Linked DNA regions of Homo sapiens: region 1 is linked to region 2. A link is an interaction called in ENCODE POLR2A ChIA-PET data of the cell type or tissue named here. Cell type or tissue: PC-3. All regions are shown on one strand. Each heading gives the region's core, and the rest is flanking DNA. Links, peaks and the distances in the headings are about the cores only.

What was found. Peaks named below come from ENCODE experiments on the same cell type or tissue, not always from the same donor. Only the 100,000 strongest peaks of a DNase experiment are listed, where the experiment ranks them.
Region 1: POLR2A ChIA-PET joins it to region 2 with 5 read pairs; 1 of 35 experiments calls an interaction of 5 or more read pairs at or near these places.

What each region holds. Positions count from the first base shown.
Region 1 is chr5:151,094,041-151,100,028 of GRCh38, forward strand. No RefSeq gene overlaps it. Among named protein-coding and RNA genes, the nearest start is that of TNIP1, 16 kb to the left of the region's middle. RefSeq lists enhancers at 1-364, 1-1,198, 4,366-4,475, 4,666-4,715. In PC-3, for the core only: no CTCF peak of the experiment used is centred there; no DNase peak of the experiment used is centred there; H3K27ac peaks cover 1,370 bases.
Region 2 is chr5:150,522,206-150,526,205 of GRCh38, forward strand. The region is part of intron 2 of NDST1 (N-deacetylase and N-sulfotransferase 1); the gene reads left to right. Among named protein-coding and RNA genes, the nearest start is that of NDST1, 16 kb to the left of the region's middle. RefSeq lists enhancers at 298-1,175, 3,332-4,000. In PC-3, for the core only: a CTCF peak has its summit at 1,762 (motif pointing left); a DNase peak (open chromatin) is centred at 1,726.

The DNA of each region.
Region 1 (5,988 bases), core at 696-4,695, 570 kb after region 2:
CTAGCCCAGCCTCCACATCCCCACCCTCTGGACAGTGCCCAAGGTCAAAGGATGAGCCTAAATCTGTGTGCCAGGATCTAAACCCACCAGATGACAGGGGCGAAAGCCAGCGGTGGCAGTGGCAAGCCGGAGAGGAAGGAGCAGTGTCTGATGATGTGGCCTGACCTCAGAAAGGAAACCTGGTTGGTCACCAGGGGGAATTTCCCCGGGTGAGGTCTCACGTCTATGCAAATATTGCACTGCAATTAACCTGGACCCTGGGATGGGAGAGAGAAAAGAGGAGAGGACACTGGGAAAGACAGAAGGGCAGGTAATAGGACCTGAACATTCCCAGGGTACCAGGCACTGTGCTAGGCTCCTCATGAAATTAATCTCATTTTGCCTCTAAAGTATCCTCCAATGTAGGAAAATTGAGTCTGAGGCCCAGTGAGAGGGTGCGTTGCCCAAGCAAAATCAGCACATTCCTACCCCAACGGGATACCAGGCCTCAGGGAGAAGTGATGATGGTGACGATAGATTTGGCGCTGCGGCTGCTGACAAAGGTGACAGTAATGAGGCTTGAGTCCGGGACTCTAGCAAGGTTTCATTTTAGGTTTCCATCTCACTCAACCAGGGGAGTTTTATCCTGGGAACGGCCAAAGGCAGCAGGAAGGTAGTGACCCTGACTCACCTTGGGCAAATCCCAGCACTCTGGTTTTTCAAAGCCCTGTGGGGGCAAGGGATGTGGTAGCTGGCACAGTTAACCCCTTCACCACCAGTTTCTAGAATGCTCCTGGAAAAGTGAACAGAATGGGATCCATACTTTTGAAGGAGAATCAATTTTTCTCTGCTACCTCTTTAAATTTCACTCGCTGTGCGCCTCACCGTATCCAGAAAGCCTTCCCCGGGGACTTCACTCGTTTTCCAAGGCTTGATCTCATTTACTGCCTGGTTCTCCAAGGAGCTAGTCTTGTCTCCCAGAATAGGATGCCAAGTAGGATCAGAGTTCAAGTCAGGGCTGTTGGGCTCGAAGTCTGCCCTCCACACAGCCTGGTTGGTTGTCCTCCTCTGATGGGCTTACACAACAACAAGCAGACTCCTGATTTCTGGAGGTGTGTGGGGCACACTAAGGCTATGCACTAAGAAAAGTGTGAGTGTGCACATGCCCCAGTGTGTGTGAAGAACAAGTTAGGATACATATGCGAGGTGTTTCCCACGTGCACAGCAACACACACACACACACACACACACACATAATGTCTGTATTTTTGGTTGTTATCAGCAAACTAAAAAAAAATTATTTTCTCTGTATGGTCAACAATGTGTGTCTCTGTATGTGTTACCAGCAGAATACCTTACACTCCTTTGTATTACCAGCAATGTGTTTCTCATTCTACTGTGTGCTCTGTGGGTATGGCTGGCAGTGACTGTAATTCTGTGTGACAAGCAGTATTTACGGGCCTTGAGTGGATAGCAGGCACATGGGAAAGTGGGGGAAGGAAATGTCAGTTCCCCACCCTCCCTACTTTCCTTTCAGGCCCTCCCAGGTCAAGGTCCATGGCCTTCAAGACGGCCAGGGAGGGGTTCTGCCTGCAGCTGGCAGCACAACAGGCAGATGGTGGTAGTTGGGAGGAAGGGGTGGGGCCATCCCACAGAAGGAAATGCATGTTCTGGAAATTTTAACAGCTGGGCCTGTTTGTGTGGTGGGGGGACATTCCCAGACAGCTCTTGTTTAGGGTTTTGTCAGTCCTTACCTAGCTGAGAGGAGGGCAGTGGGACAGCCTACATCAGGGACCTCTGTCCTCATGTCCTTCTCTGAGTTCTTAGGGAATGGAACTTGGCTTCACATCTGCTTCCTCCCCGCTCACTCCCCATGGCACTTTAGGGCCCTTTTCCCTGTTTTCTCGCTCCCCAGTGTCCTTCTCTTTTCTCCATCTCTGCATCCTCTGTGCTGGCTTGTGTCCTCATCCCCCCGACACCTAGGGACCCCAGCTGCTGGTCCTGTCTCCTCCATGCTGGTCCCTGGGGATATCTTTTCTAAAGGACATCTCTAATCATATAATCTCCCTCCCTAGCACATTCAGGGGCTAGCCAGTGCCTGGAGGATAAAGTCCATACTCTTCAGCCTGGACTCAGTGACCTTCCCAGAGGGCGTCCTCGCACAGCGGGTGACGGGCCCCAGCACTCCCACACACCTCTCCTTTCCCAGCTCTGCGCCTTTGCTTCAGCCATTGCCTCTGCCTGGACACCCCTCCCTCCTTCAGTAGTTTCTAATGTAAGAGCTTCTCTAACCATCTGCTGAGGTGCTCTCAAGTGTCCCGTTCTCCAAGGAGCCTTTGTTAGTCCTCCCTGTGGTTAATTCATCGCTTCTGCACTCAGTGTCCCTTGCTTGGTTGAGATTTTTCTTTTTCTTTCTTTTTTTGTTTTAAGACAGTTTTGCTCTTGTCAATCAGGCTGCAGTGCAGTGGTGTGATCTTGGCTCACCGTAACCACCGCCTCCTGGGTTCAAGTGATTCTCCTGCCTCGGCATCCCAAGTAGCTGTGATTACAGGTGCCCGCCACCGCAACTCGGCTAAATTTTTTTTTTGTATTTTTAGTAGAGATGGGGTTTCACCATGTTGGCCAGGCGGGTCTTGAACTCTTGACCTCAGGTGATCCACCCACCTCGGCCTCCCAAAGTGCTGGGATTATAGGTGTAGCCACTGAGCCTGGTCTGGTTGAGATTTTTCTAATAATCTTTCCCCACTTAGCTCTCTGTGTAGCAGGCATAGTGTAGAGCATCAGACTCCCCCCTCTGACCCTGATTACTCTTCTCTAAAATAGAATCCTGCCTATTATTGATAATAAAGAGCTGATATACTGAGTCCTTCGTATGTTCTAGACAGTGTGCTCAGAAATAAACATGCATTGCCAGTACAGACAGGTCAAGTTACTTATTTACTTCTACTAATAGTGGTGGATGGGATTTGAACCCAGGCCTGCCTGCCTCCACAGACTTAACCACTGAGCAGAGGGCTCAGTTATGTAACTACAATTTCCCACTTGCCTCACTCCAACCCTAAAGTGGGGAAATCTGTAGGAAACCCAGGTTCTGGTGGGGAATGAAGAGGCATGTTAGAGCGCTGTTTTACCGCTTCTGGGTTCCGAAATTCAGGTTGGGCAACCCGACCCTTCTCCCTCCCATGCTCAGCTCAGTCTGGCTTCCTCATCAATAGGTAAAGGAGGAAGTGTCAGCAGAGAGAGCAGAGCCTGGAATCAGGACAGCTGCGTTCTAGCCTCAGATCTGGCACTTACTAATACAATGGTCACAATCCTGTCTCTGGGCCTCAGTTACCAAACCTGTGAAACGAGAGGGTTGGTTGGGGCCATCTCTAAGACCATTTCCAGTGAGTCAATCCATGATGTACTGTCTATGTCTTCAGGCAGTATGTTTCACCACTTGGAGCCCAAGTTTCCTCATTGGTAAAAAGAGGGTGATCACCCCTATAATACTGCAAAGGAAGTAACGGCCATGGAGGCAAAGCTTCTCAAGTGGGATTATTCTGGTGGCGACTTATTGCTTGCAGCTGTGCTGGGGCACCATGAATATAGGGGGATTTCTTTTTTTTTTTTGAGACACAGTGTCCCTTGGTAGTCCAGGCTGGAGTGCAATGTCACGATCATGGCTCACTGCAACCTCCGCAACCTGGGCTCAAGCGATCCTCCCACCTCAGCCTCTCGAGACTGCAGGCATACACCACTACCTCCAGCATTTTTTTTTCCTATTTTTTGTAGAGACGGGGTTTTGCTACACACAGGCTGGTCTTGAACTGGGCTCAAGCGATCTGCCCACTTTGGCCTCCCAAAGTGCTGGGGTTACAGGCACGGGCCACGGCACCTGGCCATAGGGAAACTTTAAACAGCCAGCGGTTCCCACACCACCGCCACGGGCAGGAGGTTGAGTGGCAATTCCTAAATAGCTGCTCTCTGCTCAGGTTAAAAGGGCACCCCCCCTCCCAATGGGCAACTTCCTTCGGGTATTTCCTAGTGGCCCCAAAGACCAAGATTGGCCCATCCCAGTTCAGAGCTTGTAACAGTTTGCCCTAAAGGGAAAATGCAAGGCTCAAGGCAGGAGGGGGAGCAGTGAGGAGCTAGAGAGTATTGAAGCCCACCTCCACAGGTGACGACAAAAGGAGAAAACACAGGGTGCTTCTAAAAGCACCGGCCCTGGCCGGGATGGCAATTCCAGTTCTGTCTGCTGCTAGCTTGCTATGTACCCTGGGCCAGTTGCTTCCTCTCTGTGGAAGTGACAGTTGTTTCATCTGCAAGTGAGGGAGGGAGGTGAGAATTTCTGAGGGCCCCTTCTACCCTTAGAACATCACAGCCAGCCTCCCTTTCTCCCACTTTGAGACAGCAGCGGTTTGGGCTTCTGCTTTCTCTTTCCTTTTAGTTTTAAATTAGCCCCCATCGCTTCTCCCGATTAAACTTTGGCCACAGAAGCAATCTCCAGTGTCATTTTGGAGAGAGCTGAGCAGGAGGGACACTCAGTGGAAGCTCCTTAAGCACCAGAACCACATTGGTTTGTATGTTTTGCACCTAGCACGTGGCATGGAACATAGGAGCCACTCATTAAGTGTAAACTGCATGCATGCATGAATGGGGTGCTCTGGTTCAGAACAGTGGCTACTCTCCTCCTCTGCTAAAACTCCAAGAAAAAAATGTGGTTTGTTCAGCTGGCACCGAGCTCTTAGTAGGACCGTTGCAAAAGGCTCCCGAATGGCACCCTGCCTTCCTACATTTGTCCTCAGAGCATAGCTAGACGCACACCTTCCCCACTCAAGAACTCCAAAGGCTTCCCCTAGGTTATCAGAGAAAATCCTGACATTTAAAGTCCTCCTTAATTGGAGACAAACTGTCACTTCTCATCTTGTCTACCTCACCTCACAAACTCTTAGGGTTTCCTTCCTGCTACCGACCAGTACCAGAATGCAACTACCTTAACTGAAAATTATGTGGAAAATGCATGCTGAGGCATTAGGGAGGCATCAGACAGCTACTGCCCGATTTTAGCTGTCCTCATTCCTGGTTTCTAGGCCTCCTCTTCTGTGTTCCCCTCAGCTCCATGGGCTCTCCTCACTTCTATTCCCTGATTCCACTCTTCTTTCCTTTCTGCCCCAAGCCCATTTCCCTCAGTATATATTTTAAGGCACTTTTCTTTTTGGGTTCAAATGCCTTTGTGATCTGCAGCTGACGGACTTCATGAAATCAAAGCCATAAAGCATCATGGGCTCCACCTTTCAGCCCCTACAACTGAGCCTGGTTCGGGGCAGGTAGTGAGACTGACTCCGAGCCAGGCACGCACCCTGCCAAGCACCTCCACGTGGTGCCTCCTTTTATTCCCACAAGGCTACAGGATAGGTGGAATTGGAATGAGGAGCCCTGTTTTACAGAGAAGGAAACCGAAGCTCCTGTGCTGACGGTCAGTTAGTTACAAAGGTCTTAATCCAAAACTCTGAACCATTTTGTTAATTTATCTTTCAGTAACAGTTCAATTAAGTTAGACAAATATCCCAAAAAGCTCTTAGCTGGCCCTCAAGGCACTTGAGTTCACAGCCCAGAAGAAAGGAAGTAAAGACACGGTAAGGTAACTTTTCTTTGTTTCAGACTCATTATGTCAGAGATTAAGAGAGAGCTCTTCAAAATTGTTGGATCCAACCCCCCACTATAAAGTTGGAGTAACTGAGGCCCAGTGAGGGCAATGGCTGGTCTGAGGTCACAAGTGAGGGAGGGACGAGACCAGACTCTCTCACCTGCCTGTTGCTGTCTTCACAGCTATGAAAACAAACACATGCGCCGCGCACGGTGGCTCACGCCTGTAATCCCAGCACTTTGGGAGGCCAAGGCGGGTGGATCACCTGAGATCAGGAGTTCGAGACCAGCCTGACCAACATGGAGAAACTCCATCTCTATTAAAAATACAAAATTAGCCAGGTGTGGTAGCACATGTCTGTAATCCCAGCTACTCGGGAA
Region 2 (4,000 bases), core at 1-4,000:
TTGAACCTAGACATAGACAGTTTGGGCTCTCTATCCCATGCTCTTCCCTCTTGGTGGTGGTGGAGTATGGCGTTAATATACCTCCTGACCCAGAGCCATTTTGCATGAGGAGAAAGAGGAGAATGAAATCCCACTGGCAGATGGGGAGCTGCTCTGGGCTTTATGGGGCTTCCAGAATGACCGCCGGGATTGGGGTCCTTGCAGGAAGGGTGTCCCAGAGAATCTGTCCTTGGCGGGGGGAGGTTGGGAATGGTGGGCGGGGGATCCAGAGGCTGTGGTCAGAGAAGTCTGACCTGCAAGATGAAAGCAGACACTAGCTGGGACTCTTAGTTGGATGCTTTGGAGGTGGCAGGGAATTTGTTCCTTCATTCAACAAATATTTACTGAGCACTCACAGTGTTTGTGGTCCTGTGCTAGCGGTGATCGAAGTGGACAAAGTCCCTGCTGTCATGGAGCTGGCATTTCAGTGCTTTGGGAGTGGGTGGGTGACAGGCAGTGAGCAAATAAACACAGGATGGGGCAGGTGTGATCAGTACAAAAAGAAACAAAGCAGGGAAAGGACACAGAGGGTAGTGGGGGTGGGAGCTTGACATTATTTTAGGAAAGTCGTCTTTGATAAAGTGACCTGAAATAAATGAGGGGAGGAGCCATGTGGCTTTCTGTGCAAAGAGTCTTCCAGGAAGAAGGGACGTTAAGTGCACGAGTCCTAAAGCAGCCTCTTGCTTGGTGTGAGCCAGGAGAGGAGGAGCGGGAGATGGGTCAGAAGTGGCCTGTGTCCGCTGCTGGGTGCCCGTTTGTGCCAGGCCTTCCTGGTGCACTTGCGCACTGGGCCCTGTCTCCTGGAGGGCTTCTCATGGCGTGTTCTTTCACACCCTAATACAGCAGGAAGCTCTGCCACTGAAAGGTATTGTGAGCCAAGAATTTGAAGGCCCTTAGAAGTCCTGCAGTAGAGCAACCAGTGAGATTTGTTCTCAACTGGCTTGATCACAAAACCCTTTCTTTTACAGAGCACCCTCAGGGGAACGCTGGCCTGGTTTATGGCTTTACAATGACATCAAGTCAGATTATCTCCATTGTCTGGTTGTCTCTTTTCTCTTGGACTCTGTACCCTTTCCTGCCATGAACTTCGTTAAGTTCTATTCAGAGTCCCAGGCCTGAAAAGCGTCAAGAGGCTGACGTTTATTGAGTGCTCACTCAGTGCCATGCACCGTCTACATGCGTTGTGCAGATTCACGCACTTCACACGAAGGCAGGTGGCTAGCAGCCTGATTTAAGATAGGAGGAAACTGAGGCAAAGGAGGATAAGCAATGTGTCCAAGCCTACGCCTCTGATGAGTATAGGTCTGGGATTTGAACTCAAGCAGTCCGGCCCCAGAGGCCTTAGTCTTAACCACGATGTGATGAGTCCAGGAGCCTCACATACCACTTATTCAGGAGAAGTGACATCAGAGGCCACACCCAGTGCACAGAGCTCCCACAGTCTTTGGGGACCAGGCGGTGGGCTGTGGCCATTGGGCGTAATTGGTACAATGGAGCTTGGGCGCTGTCTGGCCCCAATTCCTTGCTCTGCAGAAGGTAAACAGGAGGCCTAGGGAGGGGTGCGGGCATGTTCAGAGTCTCATCGTGGGGCCAGTGGTAATTCCAGGACTTGGTGCTCTTCCTACCCTGTTGCCTAGGACAAGACTATCCTTGGTTTTGAGCAGAGGCCTGTGATTTTCTGCTCAAATGCATGCCCTCTGGTGGTCAAGGCACATCTTTCCACTCTTTCTGCAAGACCAACTTCCCCGCTGTGTGCTGGGCTTGCCAAGTGGGGATTGTCTGTGGGCTCCAGGGATCTGAAAACTCATTTTCCAGTTCCCACTGATGCTGGATTCCCAGGGCAGTGTGAGAGCAGGGACTTAAAAGTCCAGACAGGTTCAAATCTCTCTGTCATTTAGAAACAGAGTGACTTGGGTAAAATGCTCAACTCATCTGCAAAGTGGGGCTAATTACAGCTGCTGCCTCACTGGTCTGTGTTGAAAACAAGACAGTGGGTGGGGAGCACTGAGCCCATTGCCTGGTACCGGAGCCACTCAATAGATGGTAGCTATCGTGCTTTGTCATCTCCAGGTTCAGTAAACAGCAGTGGTAGCACTGTGTCCGTCTTGTGGCCCTGACCAATGTGTGCCCCTGTGAGATCCTGGAGGGTGGTGGGAATAGGGTCATCCTCATCTGGATCCCTACTTCCTGGCACTGTCGTGCCTCAACCTTGAAATTCCAGGTGACCTGGGGCTAAACACACCCTGGCAGGGGTCTGGCAAGGAGTACCTGACCTCTTTCATTGAGCACTTACTGTGTCCCAGTCACTGAGCTCGGTGCTTTGCAGGCATTTCATGGCTAATTCTCACAGCTATCCTGTGAAGTAGGCACTTTATTTTCAGATAAGGACCTGAGGTTCAAAAAGTTAAATGGCTTGTCCCGAATGACATAGCTACAGGTTGAGTGTCCCTTGTCTGAAATGCTGGGGACCGTAAGTGTCTCAGATTTTGGAATGCTTGCATTCTACTTACCAGTTGAGCATCCCTAGTCTGAAAATCTGAAATCCAGAATGCTGCAATAAGCATTTCCTTTGAGCATGACCTTTAGAGGTCACATTGGTGCTCAAAAAGTTTTGGATTTTGGAGCATTTTGGATTTTCAGATTAGAGATGCTCAACCTGTGGTAAGTCATAGAGCCAAGATCTGACAGTCAAGCTTGTTGTTTCTAACCCAGCCACAGGAGCAAATGTGCTGACAGGGAGCCTGAGGCTCAGAGAGGAGATGTAGGATTCCCAAGGTCCCCCAGGTAATGGTGAGGTCTGTGCTTGGCCTCCACCTCTGCGTTCCCGAATCAGGGCTCCTCCTCCCTCTGCCTGGGGGACCCCATTGGAAGACTTGGTGTCTCCGGAGTGGGTACTCAGTGGTGAGGAGCAAGAGGGATTTCCACTGCTGTGGGGTGAGGCCTGCAGTGAGGCCAGCCTCTCGGTGCTGAGGCCCTCTATTCCCTTCTTGCCTGGTTCATTTCATTGCCAATGGATAGGCCATCAGTGACTTGGCTTCCTCCCTTCCTGGATGGCTGGGCAGCTGACTGAGCCTCCAGCACCTGGCAGTCAGCTCAGGGTCGGGACTTTGAAATGGGATCCCTCAGCACCCGCGGTCCAGTGTGGCATCCCAGGCCTCAGCAGGCGATGGACAAGGCCTGAAATGTCTCTGGCCCCTACCGCTTTTGTCCCCACACAGCCCAAGTAGTTCCCAGCCTTGGTCAGGGCTGTCTTAGGAGTCGTGAGCAGCCTGGAGTTGGGGAGGTAGCTGAGGACTGGTCTGTGCGCTGGGCCTCAGCACCCCAGGCTGGCTCAGGACAGGGTGGGGAGGTACTCTTGATGTTTGGAGAATCACATGCAGGCTACTTAATGTGGTTTACAAGGCCAGGGCCCTGCAGAGCCTTTTTGGGAATTAGAGGAGATGAGTGAAAGGCGCTCTTCTGGACAGGTACAGCTCTGCAACGGGCACAGGCTCAGCTGAGACTTTACCCTGCCCCCGCCACTGACCTGCGCACCCCTGTGTGTGCTCCCTGAGCAGCTCTCCTGGGGGCCCCACACATGACCCCATCTCCCCCTCCAAACTCATTTTGCTTTGCCCTGCCCCACTCACTCTCCAGGCAGCAGCCACATGGATCTTTTTAAAATGCAAATTAGAACCTGTCATCCTTTGATGGAGTCTTTGAGGGCTTCCTGCTGCTGCTTCAATCCTCCAGCACCCTGCAGGCCTGGCTCCAGCTGACCTATCTGCCTCATCTCCTCCTTTCCCTCTTGGTCACTCTGCTGTCTTCTTGCTATTCCTTGGTCATGCTGAGGCCTGTCCTACCTCAGGGCCTTTGCACTTGCTATTCTTGGCCTCTACCTTTCCCTTTGTTTGTGCTTGTTTGTTCTTTAAATGTTAGCTCAAAAGTCCCTTTCTCCAGGAGACCTCCTGAGCCCACTAAC